2 separate regions of the Homo sapiens genome follow, and region 1 is linked to region 2. A link is an interaction called in ENCODE POLR2A ChIA-PET data of the cell type or tissue named here. Cell type or tissue: GM12878. All regions are shown on one strand. Links, peaks and the distances in the headings refer to the core of each region. The heading gives the core; the rest is flanking DNA. Region 1 overlaps NIM1K (NIM1 serine/threonine protein kinase). Region 2 overlaps TMEM267 (transmembrane protein 267).

Region 1 (9,256 bases), core at 4,343-6,842, 240 kb before region 2:
TCCGCCCACCTCAGCCTCCCAAAGTCTTGGGATTACAGGCCTGAGCCACCGCACCCGGCCGAGACCTGTTTTATTGTAAATAAACATAAACAAAAATTTTACATTAAAGATACTGAAAATGTACAAATATAAAACTCCAGTTTAAATTTATTTTCCCAACCAGGTGCTGTGGCTCACTCCTGTAATCCCAGCGTTTTGGGAGGCTGAGGCAGGCAGATCGCTTGAACCCAGGAATTCAAGACCAGCCTGGCCAACATGGCAAAACCCTGTCTCTACAAAAAAAAAAACCCTAAAAATCAGCTAGGTGTGGCAGGGCACATCTGTGATCCCAGCTACTTGGGAGGCTGAGGTGGGAGGCTCTCTTGAGACCAGGAGGTGGAGGTTGCAGTGAACTGAGATCGTTCCACTGTACTCCAGCCTGGGTGACAGAATGAGACCGTGTCTCAAAAACAATTAATTAATTAATTAACTTTCTTTTCCTTAAAGCTCGTATACATATAAAGCAAAACGAATTTTACTGAGTTAAGCACACAAAAAAACCTTCAAACCAATGAAATTTAGATTAACAGTATTACATGAAAAATATAGATGATACTGTTTTGTCGAAATTAATTTGCTACTCACAAGTGAATATAGTACTTTTTAAAACAATAACACGCTTACTTGCTTCACCTTAGTTTCTTTAACATGACCAGTCCTCAATAAAGACTTTTGGGCCAGGTGTGGTGGCTCATGCCTGTAATTCCAGCACTTTGGGAGGCCAAGGCAGGTGGATCACATGAGGCTGACCTGAGTTCAGGGCTAGCCTGGGCAACATGGCAAAACCCCGTCTCTACTAAAAATACAAAAATTAGCCGGGCGTGGTGGCAGGAGCCTGTAATCGCAGGTACGCAGGAGGCTGAGGCAGGAGAATCGCTTGAACTGGGAGGTGGAGGTTGCAGTGAGCTGAGATCGCGCCATTGCACTCCAGCCTGGGCTACAAGAGCAAAACTCCATCTCAAAAAAAAAAAAAAAAAAAAGATTCTTTAATTTAATTTGCCTGAAGGTATAAATAATTGGAAATACCTTGATGTATCAGAAAACTAAAATCAGGAATCTCTGTCATTGGTCCACTGTACTTTATATCTACCTATCTAAACCTTTATAGGCTATACAGATAGATGTAGACAAGACAGATAAAATCTGTCTCTATTTATACATATTCATGAATATCAACCTATATCTGTATCTTTTTTTTCTTTTTTAAATTTTAGCCTTTTTTTTTTTTTTGAGATGGAGTCTGGCTCTGTTGCCCAGGCTGGAGTGCAGTGGCACCATCTCAGCTCACTGCAACTTCTGCCTCCTGAGTTCAAGTGATTCTTCTGCCTCAGCCTCCTGAGTAGCTGGGACTACAGGCTCATGCCACCATGCCCAACTAATTTTTGTATTTTTAGTAGAGATGGGGTTTCACTATGTTGGCCAGGGTCTCGAACTCCTGACCTCGTGATTTACCCACCTTGGCCTCCCAAAGTGCTGGGATTACAGGTGTGAGCCACCAAGCCCAGCCTAATTTTAGCCTCTTTTTTTTTTTCTTTAAGAGCGAAGACTTCCTTTGAAATATCTCTACCTTTACCTATAGATAAACAGATACCAATTACATATAAATTTCAAGTTATAAAACTAGTTATACATGTTATAAAACCTTCAAACAACCCAGAAACAAATGGAGTAAGAAATGAAAGCCCTCTTGCACAAACATTGGGTTGCCATAACAAAAGTTGAAACAATAAAGGCTTAAAGAAGATAGAATCTTATATCTCTCACATCATAATATACAAGGTAGCAATCCTGGGTTGATCTGGTGACTGTGTAGTGATGGGTTTAGGCTCCTTCTCGGTGGCTCTGCAATTCTCAGCACATGGCTTCCATCTTGGTCCAAGGTGGCTGTTTCCATTTACCCCACTGTGTCCACATTCTAGCTAGCAGGAAGATGGGAAGAAGGAAGAGGCGAGAGGTCATGCTTCTTTTTTTAAAGGTCACAACATGGCAGTCACGTATGTCACTTGTGCTCACAGCCCATGACTGGAACTCAGATACATGGCCAAACTAAACTATAGCCAAAACTGGGAAATACAGTCCTCAGTTGGATAGCAATGTGCCCAGCTAAAACTTCTCTGTTATAAAATAGTGGTTTTCAAGTTTGGCTGCACAACAGAATCACCTGGAAAACTTAAACAAATAGACACCTCCCACTCCACAGGCCAATTCAATCACAATATTTGGGGGGCAGGGCCTAGACTTCTGCATTTTTTGAATGCTCTCTGGTGATTTTCATGCAGGTTAAGGTTGAGAACCACTGCTATAGAAGAAAGAACAGATGAAGGGGGGATAACAACCCCCATCACCGTCATTTTCACTCCTCCCCAATTCTGTACCTCACACTCCTTCCCCATTTGTCACCCACTAGTTCAATCTGCATTTTACCAGAGCTTTTTTTTGTGCATGTACAAGTACGCACTACGTGCATATGCACATGGTCTGTCCTGACACCCAGTAGTGACTCCAGCATTTCTATATGGGTGTGTCTTGGAATAGTAATATTACTAGAAGAGGCATGAGCCTCTGTATTTGCATGGCACTTTACACTAATCAAAAAATATATTATTTTCTTGGCTGGATGCTGTGGCTCACACCTATAATCCCAGGATTTTGAGAGGCTGAGGCTGGGGGATCACTTGAGCTCAGGAGTTCAACACCAGCCTGGGCGACATAGTGAGACACCATCTCTACAAAAAATAAAAAATTAGCTGGGCATGTTGGCACAAGCTTGTTGTCGCAGCTACTCAGGAGACTGAGTTGGGTGGATTGCTTGGGTCCAGGAGATCGAGGCTGCAGTGAGCCATCCTCTCATTACTGCAGTCCAGCCTGAGTGACAGAGTGAAACTCTAGTTATCTCTTCCTCTATCTATATCTATATATCTATATTTATAAATGTATAATTTTCTTATGTGTGTCAAAGAATGAGGGCTAATGAAGAATTTGTGGTGGTGTGAAAGCTGAAGCCATCTCTTGGTTTAGCCCCTGCAAGCATCATAATATTGAATCGTTTACCTTTTCCCAGTGGTCTCAAATGCCACCTCTATTACATATTAAATCTCCATATATATGAAGATTTTTTAAAAGTATTATTTATTCTGTTAGTTCAGATTGTTACTACATATTTGTTCACTTTTAAAAAACATTTATTATTATTATTGTTTTTAAAACCCATCACAGAAATGGACAGTCTGGGTCTGCAAAAGCATTCATGTTTTAAAGCATAGGTCAGTAGTTGTATATTAGAGCATACACTGCTACATAAAAATTAACTGATCAGACCACAACTTTTCAATGTTTAAAACAGAATAAGCTTCCCTGTAAAAGCAGCACCTTTGTGACGTTTTCACTTTAGTATTCCTCTCTTTCTTCCTCACCTTCTCCTTCAACAGAATCCACACCAACCTCCTTATAATCCTTCTCAAGGGCAGTCATGTCCTCACTGGCCTCAGAAAACTCTCCTTCCTCCCTTCTCTCACCCACGTACCAGTGAACAAAAGCACTCTTGACATACATTCAAGTCAAACTTGTGGTCCAGGTGAGCCCAGGCCTCAGCAATGGCTGTGGTATTGCTCAGCATGCACACAGCTCTCTGTGTCTTGACCAGGTCTCCACCAGTCACCACAGTGGGAGGGCTGGCAGTTAATGCCAACCTTGAAGCCAGGGGGCACCAAACCACAAATTAGATGATACACTTGGTCTTGATTGATGGTGGCAATGGCAGCATTGACGTCTTTGAGAACCATGTCACCACGGTAAAACAGGCAGCAAGCCATGTATTTACCATGGCAAGGCTCACATTTCATCATCTGGTTGGCAGGCTGAAAGCAAGCACTGGCAGTCTCTGCTACAGAAAGCTGTTTCATGGTAGGCTTTCTCAGCAGAGATGACAGGGCATATGTGTCCAGACGGAAGTGGATGGGGGGATAGGCCACCAGCTTGGTCTGGAATTCTGTCAGATCAACATTCAGGACTCCATCAAATCTCAGGGAAGCAGTGATGGAGGACACAATTTGACCTATCAACCTATTCAGTTTAGTATAGGTTGGGCGTTCAGTATCAAGGTTCTATGCCAGATATCATAAGTGGCCTCATTGTCTACCATGAAGACACAATCAGAGTGCTCCAGGGTGGTGTGGGAGGTGAGGATGGAGTTGTAGGGCTCAACTACAGCTGTGGAAACCTGGGGTGGTGAGTAAATGGAGAACTGCAGCTTGGACTTCTTGCCGTAATCAACCGGGAGTTGTTCCATGAGCGGGGAGGTGAACCCAGAACCAATTCCTTCACCAAAGCTGTGGAAAAACAAGAAGCCTTGGCGATCCATGCACTGTTCAGCCAGTTTACAAATTTGGTCCAAAACGAGGTCAGTGATCTCCTGGCCAATGGTGTAGTGCCTTCAGGCATAGTTACTGGAAGCATCTTCCTTGCCTGTGATGAGCTGCTCAGGGTGGAAGAGCTGGTTGTAGGTGCCAGTGCAAACTTCATCATCAATTACCATGGGTTTCAGGTCTAGAAACACTGCCCTGGGCACATGCTTGCCGGAGCCCGTCTCACTGAAGAAGCTGTTGAAGGAGTCATCTCCTCCCCGAGTGGTCTTGTCACTTGGCATCTGGCCATTGGGCTGGATGCCATGTTCCAGGCAGTAGGGCTCCCAGCAGGCATTGCCAACCTGGACACCAGCCTGGCCAATGAGATGGAGATGCGGTCACGCATGATTACTGCTTCACGGCTGCCGAGGCGATGGTGGAGACAAGGAGAGATTGTTGCTTCTTACAGTGCGACTCTTAGGTGATTGATATAAGAGAACCTGCCTATTATTTTCTTTCCTTCTTCTAAGGCAAGAGTGACACTTAAAAAAAAAAAAAAACTTAACCTTCCTCTTGTCCCTAACAACTGCCACCTCTCACTTACCTCCAGTGCTGGGTAAATATTTAAAAATTATCAGATGGGTTGCTTATTCTGTGTGAAGGGATCACTTACCAGGTATGAGAGGCTCTTAATAAAGGTTTCAAATCCACTTGAACATTTTATGGTTTTATGGTGATAAAACTAGGAGCTTTTGTTCCACAACACTCTTTTCCTTATCCATAGCCATAGCCTTGCGGCCTGTTACCCTGATAGACTTTCTTGAGTTTTGCTCAAATAGAAAACGAGGTTTTTCTAACACCCACTAAGGGCATCCCTCAAGTGTTCTCTGCTTCTTAGTGAGCACGCTACATTAGAGCTGGAGAAAGTTACAAGGCAGCAAAAGAGCAGTTTCTGCTTTGACTTACAAATATTTTTAATTCCCTAAAAATAAACCATTAGCTGCAAACGGGTATGAGTGTTCCCGCACCGTTTCCTAAATTAGTTATTTCTGAGCAGATGAAGAATACATTTTGTTTTGCTGCTCAGGGCCACCTTCTTGTGATTCAATGCATGATTCCATTCAGTATCTTAATGCTATTCCTTTTGTTTGGAGGCAGGCATAGGTCCTCAGAGAAGATGGGAAGATTTGTGTTTTGGAAATGAATGATAAATGAGATGAAAATTTTCATTGCAGAAACTCGGGTTTCTATTGGGACATGACTTCATTCTCTACCTCAGATCTTTGAAATTCATGGTTTCACATGTTGTAATGTTTACTTAAATACACAGTTTTCACCTTCACAGAGCTAACAGTCAGGAAATCAAGGGCAACTGCCTTAACTTCAGATGGCCTTAGTTTTGGTTTTGGTTTTTGTATCTGTGAAAAGGGAATGACAATACCTCACTTTACAGAGTTGTCATGTCGTGTCATTCTTTCATTCATTCATTCATTCATTCATTCATTCAATGCATGCATTTAATGAGCACTGTTGCCTGTTGTAAAACGCCTAGCATCTTATTACAAATATTATATTTTTTGATGTGGCTAATTTTAACAATTATTTTAAAAATTGTATTATAAGCAATTTTAGATATACACAAAAATGGTGTATAGAACATTACAACTCTCCATGTACTCATCACCTAGCATAAAAAATTCCCAGCTCATGGCTAATCTTGTTTAATTTAAACTCCCATTGGCTGGGCATGGTACTTCATGCCTGTATTCCCAGCCCTTTGGGAAGCTGAGGTGGGCAGATCAACTGAGGTCAGGAGTTGAAGACCAGCCTGGCCAACATGCGGATGGGGACTTATTTTATAGTATTTTATTTATTTTGTATTATTTTGACACAGTCTTGCTCTGTTGCCCAGGTTGGAATGCAGTGGCGCGATCTTGGCTCACTGCAACCTCCACCTCCTGGGTTCAAACGATTCTCCTGCCTCAGCCTCCTGAGTAGCGGGGATTACAGGTGTCTGCCATCACACCCAGGTAATTTTTGTATTTTTGGTAGAGGCAGGGTTTCACCATATTGGCCAGGCTGGTCTCAAACTCCTGACCTCACATGATCTGCCCACCTTGGCCTCCCAAAGTGCTGGGATTATGGGCATGAGCCACCATGCCCGGCCTATTTTAAAGCAAATTCCAGACATTATTTTGTCTGACAACAATTTTTAAGGATTAATGTTTGATCCCATTCAAAGCTTAATGAAACCTTTTTAACCATTTTAAACTGCATTTATAATTTGTTTCATTTCCTTTTAAAAAACTTTATTTGATAACAAAAATGCTTCCAGAATACTAGTAATTCTTACAAATATAATGATTTAAACATATAGACAAGGGTGAACCTTAAGCTCTTTTAAATACATTTCATTCAGTGCTATTTTAAAACAATAAAAGTTCAACTTAAAATCACAAATCTAAATTAATTATCCAATTCTTCATTTTAAATTAGAGTCACAAAACTATTTTGTTATTTATTATGCCAAATTATCTTCACATAACAAGTACATTGAAATACCAATTTCATACAAGTTCATAAGACAAAAATATTAATACTGGAGGGTTTGAGTCTCTTAAGCATTTTTGTTTTTAACACTAAATCTTCTCAAGGTTAAGAGATACTCAATTGTCAAGCTACTACTGTGTCATTCCAGACCCCACAGATGGGTAGCTCCCACCTCATCTGCTGCATTGGTGGATTAAACTCAACTATCTATTTTCTGTTTCATTCTATACTGAATTGTTTTCATAATCTTCCTGTTGGGACCTAAATTCTTACAGATATTTGACAGCTTTGTCCACCTCTGAGGTTAGAGTCATAAGGAAAATGTCAATGACAAAAATGTATTCAGTAAGGATGAATTAGATGGTTAAATAAACTTGGGGACCACTGAATTAAACAGACATTTGTTTGTGCGTGTGGTTTTAAAACTACAAGACTGTAAGGTACTAACGCAAATATCTAAGAGGGGTATAATGTGCAGCAGTTCCAGATGTATTTGACTACGGACCTATGAACTATTCCCTCCCCATCTTTTTTTTTTTTTTGGATGATTCTCCCATGAAACCTAGAACAGAGCCTGGAAATGGCCAACCTGGAGGCCAAATCCAGCCTGACACTTCAGTTTCACTTCGCCAGTGTTTTAAAAGGAGTTAATCTATACTTTAAAAATTGAGAGTTGACAGGCATGGTTGTTCACGCCTGTAATCACAGCCACTTTGGGAGGCCAAGGAGGGTGGATTACTCGAGACCGGGAGTTGCAGATCAGCCTGGACAACATGGCAAAACCCTGTCTTTACAAAAAATAACCAGGCATGGTGGTGTGTACCAGTAGTCCCAGCTACTCAGGAGGCTGAGGTGGGAGAAACACCTGAGCAATGGGATATCAAGGCTGCAGTGAGCTGTGATTGCACCACTGCACTCCAGCTTGGGTGAGAGTGAGATCCTGTGTCAAACAAAAAACAAAACAAAATTTAAAAACCACCAAAAAAACATAAACATTAAAAAAAAAATGGAGTCGCCAGACTTGGTGGGTGGATTGCACCTGTAATCCTAGCTACAAGGAGGCTGAGGCAGAAGGATTTCTTGAGGCCAAGAGTTCAAGACCAGCCTGGACAACGTAGTGAGACCCTGCCTCTAAATAAAAAAAAACTAAAAAATAAAAAATTGACAGAGTTTACCAAAAAATTCTTAATTGCCAGTTTCTTTTCAAGAATTATAAGATCTGGCGAAAGTAAACCTGCATTCTGGCATGGCTGCCCTGGCTGGAGCTGAGCAAGGGCTGCCTCACCACGCCAGGCATAGGCACTGCACTTGGTCACTGACGTAGAACTCCTGCACTGTTCTAGGCGTTTGAGTCTGTGGCATTGATGGCAAAGGGAACCTCAAGTGTTGTAGAAGTAATATATGGGAAGAGCTGATGTAAACCCATCAGACTGGATGGACTGTCCCTGGATGCTGGGTGTGAACTGGATGAGGGTAGACCTGGGCTGAGTAGCCCCGCTCTGAGACCAAGTAGGGGAGAGGTGGTGTCACAGAGCAGAACTGCTGTCCTAGAAACCAGCGCATACTGACTGCTTTTCTATTTGCTTTGGAATTTCCCCCATTGCACTGCATGGGGATCTTGACATGTGTGCTGAGAAATAAAGAGCTGAGCTAAAAGCAAAGATGACGCAAATGATTTCAAAATGGTAAAATATACTTTCAAATGAGATGAATTTGCTAATTATTCTCCCTGAGGGTGCACCTGCCTGAGAAGGATTATAACTGAGGACTAGCTGTCTTGAACCTTGTTGCCACACACAGAGAATACTCAGCTTTTCTTTTAAGGAAACCAATGCCTGGCCTTGCCAACCAATGAAAAGGTTGCCTAAGAGCCTCGCCCAGAAGTTTTGTAAGTTAAACTCAGAGAGAACAAAGGTGAGATGGTTTTCATTGATATTATTTTCACAGTGGGTTATAAGTCAAGAAAATGAATTACCAAGTAAGCTCTGTTTTCTTTCATCTTATTTAATGCATTGCTATATAGCAACAGCAAGCTAATAATTAAGGACCATTCTACCTGCTCCAGAGGCTTTGATCTGCAGTGATGTGACTCCATAATTTTGTCTGGTTGAGTTTCTAAGCTCTCATTAATGTCCATAAAAATTGATCAAAATCTAAAGGGCAAAGGCAAAAGAACAACAACAAAAAACTCACTTACATCTGAAATTTTGTTTTTAATTAGGTATGTGATCACTTCCGTTATTTGCTTAGCTTTCAACATTATGAAGCTTGATGTTTTGGACTCTACTAGAAAGTAGTCAAAAATATATACTATTTAGAGCAAC
Region 2 (9,256 bases), core at 5,121-7,620:
ACATGTCATCAGAGCCTCTTGAGGCTGTGTCACGGGCACATCCTTAACCTTGACAAAATAAACTTTCTAAACTGATTGAGAGCTGTCTCAGATATTTTATGTTCACAACACCAAATGGGGGAAAATTGAAAGCTTTTCCTCTAAGATCTGGAACAAGATAAGGATGATGCCCATTGTCATCACTGTTTTTCAGCAGTAATAGACATCCTAGCTAGAGCAATCAGATAAGAGAAAGATATAAAAGGCAACCAAATTGGAAAGGATGGAGTCAAATTAGCCTTGTTTGCGGATGATATGATCTTATATTTGGAAAAACCTAAAGACGCGACAAGAAAACTATTAAAACTATTAAACTAGAAAAGCATGAGCAAACCAAGCCCAAAATTAGTAGAAGAAAAGAAATAATAAAGATCAGAGAATAAATAAATAAAATTGAAATAAAAAAATACAAAAGATCAATGAAACACAAGGTTGGTTTTTTTAAAAGTTAAACAAAATTGGCAAAACTTTAGCCAGACTAAGAAAAAAAGAGGGAAGATAAAAGAGAGAAGATAAACAACTTCAGTAAAGTTGCAGGATACAAAAGCAACATACAAAAGTCACTAGCATTTCAATATGACAATATTGAACAATGTGAAACAGAAATTTTTAAAGTAATTCCACTTATAATAGCCACACATAAAATTAAATACCTAGGAATTAACCAAAGAAGTGAAAGATTTCTATAATGGAAAGTATAAAACAGTGAAGAAAGAAATTGAAGAGGACACCAAAAAATTGAAAAATTATCCATGTTCATGGACTGGAGGAATCAATATTGTTAAAATGTCCATAATACCCAAAGCAATCTATAGATTCAATGCAATCCCTATCAAAATACTAATGACATTCTTCACAGAAACAGAAAAAAAAAAAATCCTAAAATTTATATGGACCCACAAAAGGCCCAGAATACCCAAAGCTATCCTAAGCAAAAAGAACAAAACTGGAAGAATCACATTACCTGATTTCAAATTATACTACAGAGCTATAGTAACCAAAACAGCATGGTTCTGACATAAAAACAGACACATCAGCCAATGAAACAGAAAAGAGTACCAAGAAACAAATCTGCACACCTATAGCGAACTAATTTTTGACAAAGGTGCCAAGAACATACACTGGGGAAAAGACAGTCTATTCAACAAATGGTAATGGGAAAACTAGATATCTATATGCAGAAGAATGAAAGTAGACCCCTATCTCACACCATATACAAAAATCAAATCAAAATGGATTAAAAACTTAAATCTATACTTCAAACTATTAAACTACTACAAGAAAACATTGGGGAAAATCTCCACGACATTGATGTGGGCAAAAATTTCTTGACCAATATCCCTCAAGCACAGGTAACCAAAACAAAAATGGACAAATGGGATCACATCAGGTTAAAATGCTTCTGCACAAAGGATACAATCAGTAAAGTGAAGAAAAAAACACAGAGAACGGGAAAAAATATTTGCAAATTACCCATCTGACAAAGGAATAATAACCAAAATACGTAAGTGCTCAAACTGCTCTATAGGAAAAAAAATACAATAATCTAATAAAAAATGGGCAAAATATTTGAATAGACATTTCTCAAATGAAGACATAGAAATGGCAAACAGGCATATGTAAAGGTGCTCAGTATTTTTGATCATCAGAGAAATGCAAATCAAAACTATAATGAGGTATCATCTCCCCCAGTTAAAATGGCTTATATCCAAAAGACAGGCAATAACAAATGATGAAGAGGATGTGCAGAAAAGGGAAACCTTGTACTCTCTTGGTGGGAATGTAAATTAGTACAGCCACTATGGAGAACAATTTGAACGTTCCTCAAAAAACTAAAAATTGAACTACCATATGATCCAGCAATCCCACTGCTGGGTATATACCGAAAAGAAAGGAAATCAGTATATCAAAGAGATATCTACACTCCTATGTTTGTTGCAGCATTGTTTACAATAGCTAAGATGTGGAAGCAACCTAAGGGTCTATCAACATATGAATGGATAAAGAAAATATGGTGCATATTCACAATGGACTACTATTCAGCCATAAGAAAGAATGAGATCCAGTTATTTGCAACAACATGGATGGAACTGGAGAACATTTTGCTAAGTGAAATAAGCCAGACACAGAAACACAAATATCACATATTCTCACTTATTTGTGGGATCTAAATATCAAAACAATTGAACTCGTGGACATAGAGAGTAGAAGGATCATTACCAGAGGCTGTGAAGGGTGGTGGGGGGTCAGCAGGGGGAGGTGGGGATGGTTTATGGGTACTAAAAAAACAGAAGGCCGGGCACGGTGGCTCACACCTGTAATCCCAGCACTTCAGGAGGCCGAAGTGGGCGGATCACAAGGTCAGGAGTTCAAGACCAGCCTGATCACCACAGTGAAACCCTGTCTCTACAAAAAATACAAAAATTAGCCGGGTGTGGTGGCGTGCACCTGTAATCCCAGCTACTCAGGAGGCTGAGGCAGGAGAATCACTCGAACCCAGGAGGCGGAGGTTGCAGCAAGACGAGATCACGCCACTGCACTCCAGCCTGGACTACAGAGCGAGACTCCGTGTCACAAAAAAAAAAAAAAAAAAAAAATAGAAAGAATGAGTAAGACCTAGTACTTGATAGCACAACAGGGTAACTACAGTGAATAATAACTTAATTGTACATTCAACATAGTTCTGGCCAGGGCAATCAGGCAAGAGAAAGAAATAAAGGGTATTCAATTAGGGAAAGAGGAAGTCAAATTGTCTCTGTTTGCAGATGACATGATTGTATAATTAGAAAACCCCATCGTCTCAGCCCAAAATCTCCTTAAGCTGATAAGCAACTTCAGCAAAGTCTCAGGATACAAAATCAATGCGCAAAAATCACAAGCATTCCTATACACCAATAACAGACAAACAGAGAGCCAAATCATGAGTGAACTCCCATTCACAATTGCTACAAGGAGAATAAAATACCTAGGAATACAACTTACAAGGGATATGAAGGACCTCTTCAAGGAGAGCTACAAACCACTCACTGATCAAGGAAATAAGAGAGGACACAAACAAATGGAAAAACATTCCATGCTCATGGATAGGAAGAATGAATATCATGAAAATGGCCATACTGCCCAAAGTAATTTACAGATTCAATGCTATCCTCATCAAGCTACCATTGACTTCCTTCACAAAATTGGAAAAAACAACTTTAAATTTCACATGGAACCAAAAAACAGCATGCATAAATAGCCAAGACAATCCTAAGCAAAAGGAACAAAGGTGGAGGCATCACGTGACCTGACTTCAATCTATACTACAAGGCTACAGTAACAAAAACAGCATGGTACTGGTACCAAAACAGATATATAGATCAATGGAACAGAACAGAGGCCTGAGAAATAACACCACACATCTACAACCATCTGATCTTTGACAAATCTGACAAAAAAAAGCAATGGGGAAAGGAATTCCTAGTTAATAAATGGTGTTGGGAAAACTGGCTAGCCATATGCAGAAAGCTGAAACTGGATCCCTTCCTTACACCTTATACAAAAATTAACTCAAGATGGATTAAAGACTTAAACGTAAGACCTAAAACCATAAAAACCCAAGAAGAAAACCTAGGCAATTTAGGACACAGGCATGGGCAAAGACTTCGTCTTTTGTTACCAAAAGCAATGGCAACAAAAGCCAAAATAGACAAATGAGATCTAATTAAACGAAAGAGCTTCTACACAGCAAAAGAAACGATCATCAGAGCGAACAGGCCACCTACAGACTGGGAGAAAATTTTTTGCAATCTATCCAACTGAAAAAGGGCTAATATCCAGAATCTACAGAGAAACCAATTTACAAGAAAAAAGCAAACAACCCCATCAAAAAGTGGGTGAAGGATATGAACAGACACTTCTCAAAAGAAGACATTTGCCAGGCGTGGTGCTCACGCCTGTAATCCCAGCACTTTGGGAGGCTGAGGCAGGTGGATCACCTGAGGTCGGGAGTTCGAGACCAGCCTGACCAACACGGAGAAATCCCATCTCTACTAAAAATACAAAATTAGCCAAGCGTGGTGGTGCATGCTTGTAATCCCGGCTACTCGGGAGGATGAGGCAGGAGAATTGCTTGAATCCAGCAGGCAGAGGTTGTGGTGAGCCAAGATCACGCCATTGCACTCCAGCCCGGGCAACAAGAGCAAAACTCTGTCTCAAAAAAAAAAAAAAAAAAAATGAAAAAAGGCTCATCATCACTGGTCATTAGAGATATGCAAATCAAAACCACATCTCACGCCAGTTAGAATGGCGATCATTAAAAAGTCAGGAAACAACAGATGCTGGAGAGGATGTGGAGAAATAGGAACGCTTTTACACTGTTGGTGGGAGTGTAAATTAGTTCAACCAATGTGGAAGACAGTGTGGCGATTCCTCAAGGATCTAGAACTAGAAATACCATTTGATCCAGCAATCCCATTCCTGGGTATATACCCAAAGGGTTATAAATCATTCTACTATAAAGACTCATGCACACGTATGTTTATTGTGGCACTGTTTACAATAGCAAAGGCTTGGAACGAAATGCCCATCAGTGATAGACTGGATAAAGAAAATGTGGCACATATACACCACAGAATACTATGCAACCATAAAAAAGAATGAACTCATGTCCTTTGCAGGGACATGGATGAAGCTGGAAACCATCATTCTCAGCAAACTAACAGAACAGAAAACCAAACACCGCATGTTCTCACTCATAAGTGGAAGTTGAACAATGAGAACACATGGACACAGAGAGGGTACACAGGGAGGGGAATACCAGGGCCTATAGGTGGGTGGGGGGCTAGGGGAGGGATAGCATTAGGAGAAATACCTAATGTAGATGACAGGTTGATGGGTGCAGCAAACCACCATGGCACGTGTATACCTATGCAACAAACCTGCACATTCTGCACATGTACCCCAGAACTTAAAGTATAATTTAAAAAAAAGTCAGAAACAGTATAGCTATTATAACATCGTTTTGGCGGTTTTAATCAATGTAATGAGGAAAAAGAATAAAGGCAGGAGAGGGAGGGAAGAAAATGTATCATTACATTATCAGGAAGGAAAAGATAATTACATTAGTTTGCAGGTGAAATGACTGCCTACCCAAGAGAACCAACAGAAAACTGTTGGAATTTAAGTTGAAAAATGTGGTTAGTTCAAGGTATGAACTAAAACAATTTTTCAATATAATAGCAATAATCATAAGATGGGAAAATGAACATTCACAACAGCAACTCAAAATGCCAAGAATTAAAATAGCAAGAATGAAACAACAAAACTCTATTAAAAGATGAAAAAGATCAGTTAACTAGAGCTCTAATGGCTTTGTACTGTATCAACTCAGCTAACTCGGACTTAAAAACATTTCCCAGAATTCCCTTCCTTATATAGTTCTGGGTACTGTTGGCTATAGGAGACATTATATGGAACTCACAAATGAAGCAAGTCATATTTTTTACACCGTGAAGGTCAATGGAGAGCACACTGTGAAGTTTGCATGTGCTGCCGATCTGTTAGCTCACCTTGCTGGCATGGGGAAGAAGCTGGACCTGCAGCTCCTTCAACTCCCATCAGACCTTCTCTCCACTTCTCCAAATCCTGGGCCCACAAGTGCAGCTCTGACATCGAAAGTGTCATCCTCTCCTGCAGGTTACTCAAGCATCAAAACTAGGGTTGGTGAGAGGCTGATGCAGGTTCCGTTTTGTTCCCAAGGGTTTCAGTTTGTCTTTTCTCTCATCCACATCCAGTATCCCTGTCTGACTGCCAGTCTAGTAGATCTGCAGCAACTTCAGGCTGAACAAGAGACTCAGAGGCAAGTCTGCAGACCGCTCTGCCACCTCCCACAATTCCATAGGTCTTTAGCTCACAAAGTAGTTCTGCTTCTTTGATGGATCCTAACTGATACAAAAGCCAGACCTTTTTTTTTTTTTTTTTTTTTTTTTTTTTGCATAAGAAGACAACACTGATGGTGTTATTCTCTCCAAATTAATCTATAAATTTAATGCAATTTTAATCAAAATCATAAAGGGATTTTCTTCTAGGAACTTCACAAAATAATTTTAAATTTCATTTGAAAGAGTACATGCTAATAAACTTTTGAAAAAAAAGTAGCATAATGTGAGTACATAAAGGTGAATACAAAATCGAGAACCAGACCCAGTACGTATATGGTGGGGAGAAATGTGTACATAATTCTGAATTGGTAGAGGAATGATGTAATATTTGACCCAGATCTCGTTATCAGCTATGGTTCCAAGTGCAAGGAAGGGCAAAAACAGTTTTGTATAAGTAAAAAAAAAAAAATATTAAAATTTTTGAGGCCAGGAGTGGTAGCTCCCACCTGTAATCCCAGCACTTTGGGAGGCCAAGGCAGGAGGATTGCTTGAGGCCAGGAGTTTGAAACCAACCTGGGCAACACAGACTGTCTGTACTAGAAAAAAAAAAAAAAAAAGCCAGGCGTGGTGGTGTACACCTGTAGTCCTAGTTACTCAGGAGGCTAAGGTAGAAGGATCACATGCGTCTAGGATTTTGAAGCTGCAGTAAAAAACTACGATCGCCCTACTGCACTCCAGCCTAAATGACAGGGTAAGACCCTGTCTGAAAAACAACAACAACAACAAATAAGGAAATTGGGAAATCACAGACTTGTCAGGTTTTGAAAACCAGGCTTTGAAACTATCCCTCAAGAACTTCAGTTAAAATGACACCAGACACAGGCCGGGGGCGGTGGCTCACGCCTGTAATCCCAGCACTTTGGGAGGCCGAGGTGGGCGGATCATGAGGTCAGGAGTTCAAGACCAGCCTGACCAACACCGTGAAACCCCATCTCTACTAAAAACAAAATACAAAAAATTTAGCTGGGCATGATGGCGTGTGCCTGTAATCCCAGCTACTTGGGAAGCTGAGGCAGAAGAATCGCTTGAACCCAGGAGGCGGAGGTTGCAGTGAGCAGAATGCGCCACTACACTCCAGCCTGGCAACAGAGTGAGACTCCGTCTCAAAAAAAAAAAAAAAAAAAAAAGGACACCAGACAACTGGTCCGATGAAGATCTCCCTGCCACCAAGCCCAGCTTGCACTGACCAAACTCCTGTCACCAGGTATTTCCAATGGCATTGCTGCCAGTGCTGCCTTGTCTGCTGCTGCTATAAAAGATTCTTGGCAGTATTTGTTTCTTGCTCTCAATACAAAATTCGGAGCGAGGTAAAGTATGTGTCTGATTGGCTAAGTCTAGGTCATATGACCACACTCAAGCTGCAAGGCTGGAGAAGACAGAAGAGTATGTGGCCTTTTCAGTATATACAGATGGTTTCAACCTACGATGGTTCAATTTATTATTTTTTTGACTCTACAGTGGGTTTGTGGGCGTTAATGTATTTTCAACTTATGTAATTTTTGACTTACGATGGGTTTATCAGGACATGGACACCATCATAAGTAAAGGAACATCTGTATAGATGAACATGGGTTCTATCTTCCTTCACAATAGATTGGAAGAGGAACCTCCCAAATATATTACATTGAACAGGAAATGACCTGTCCATATCGGTAATCACTAGGTAGAAAAGGCTATAATTACTAAATACCACTGAAGAAAATCAATCATCAGACAAAACCTAGTTTGGATAATCAACTTTCAGTCTGTATAATGTAATTTTATATAAACAACTTTAGATTTTAAAACGTCACACCCCATGTTTTACAATATAGACTCTTTCTCTGATTAAATTAAGAAAGGGAATCAATTTGGTTGACTAGCTGCCTGGAAAACTTCCATGGTTAGATAGCTTTTGTGATCAACTGGGTTATCAAATTTGGGATACTTATATGAATTTGTCAACAGAATTCTACATAGTCCAGCTAACTAGAGGAGCCCAAAAATATTTTAAAAAATCTGATAGGAATGACTATATAATAATGTAAAGCTTTTAGCTAGAAGAGCTCAAAATTATTTTTAAAAATCTGATAGGCATGACTACACAATAAAGTTTCTGCATGGCAAAGTTAAAGACAAATAAATGGAGGAAATTTAGAACATTTATGACAGAGAAAGATTAGTAGCCCTAATGTATTAAGGGCTCTTAAAATTAATACAGAAATAAGCATCCCAATAATAATGTGGGCAATGTACATAAAAAGACAATTTGGAAAAGAAATACAAAGTGTCAAAAAATATGAAAAGATTTCAATCTTATTAGTAATCAGTTGAATTCAAATTATAACAATGAGATTTCAATGTAAGACTGACAAAAGATTACTAATACTCTGTGATAGTAGGAGTAGGGAAATAATGATCACTCTCAAAGATTATTGGCAAGAATGTAAATTGGTATAAACTTTCTCGTGGTCAATTTGACTATTTATCAAAAACCACAAAAAATAAGCAAACACTTTTGATGCTACATTTCCAATTCCAGGAAAATAAGGAAATAATTAGATAAATATGAACAGCTATATATGAATATTCAGCATAGCATTGTTTACAAGAAAAATTTTAAAATAATGTATATGTCTGAAATATGGCACTAGTGAAATAAATTCCACAAATATGCAGCCATTAAAAAATACTTATTCTCATATTTACTGAAATAGAAAGATGTTCATTAAGTATTCAAATTTAAAAGATAACCTATAAAATAATATGTAAAAAATTACATTTTTGTTAAAAAATATATACAGGTCTATTAAAAAATCTGGAAGACTGTTTATTTGGTTTGTTTCTCAGCGGTGGGCTTACAAATGTAATCATTACTTTTTTTCCTTTTTTGAATTTTTGAAAAATTTCGATGTCTTACTGTTATGACCATAAAACCAATAAAGCTACTTTGAAAAGTTAAAGCCAGGAGTAATTAAACAACTCATACTTGATTGTTAAAGTCAGTCTCTTAAAAGTGTAATTTTAAAAAGGTAATAAAAAAGGTATAACATTATAAATATATATTAATATGCACATTAAATATATAACACTAATTGGTATTAATAAAATTACATCCAATCTCATAAATCAAATTTATTGTATAACATAACAATTTGTTCATAGTTATGTAATAATAGACACAAGAAATAACTTATGCAGATTCCTTATGTGAAGCGTACTTACTTTGCAGATAACAACTATTTTTTAAATGATAATGGAGTCTACAACAATGCTCATTCTTGATCATTTGCAATAATGAAAATTGTTCTCTAAAG

The links. Peaks named below come from ENCODE experiments on the same cell type or tissue, not always from the same donor. Only the 100,000 strongest peaks of a DNase experiment are listed, where the experiment ranks them.
Region 1: POLR2A ChIA-PET joins it to region 2 with 7 read pairs; 7 of 35 experiments call an interaction of 5 or more read pairs at or near these places.

The regions. Positions count from the first base shown.
Region 1 is chr5:43,228,386-43,237,641 of GRCh38, forward strand. The region is part of intron 1 of NIM1K (NIM1 serine/threonine protein kinase); the gene reads left to right. It also overlaps the pseudogene TUBAP14. Among named protein-coding and RNA genes, the nearest start is that of NIM1K, 41 kb to the left of the region's middle. In GM12878, for the core only: no CTCF peak of the experiment used is centred there; a DNase peak (open chromatin) is centred at 5,738.
Region 2 is chr5:43,470,526-43,479,781 of GRCh38, forward strand. The region is part of intron 1 of TMEM267 (transmembrane protein 267); the gene reads right to left. Among named protein-coding and RNA genes, the nearest start is that of TMEM267, 8.7 kb to the right of the region's middle. In GM12878, for the core only: no CTCF peak of the experiment used is centred there; no DNase peak of the experiment used is centred there.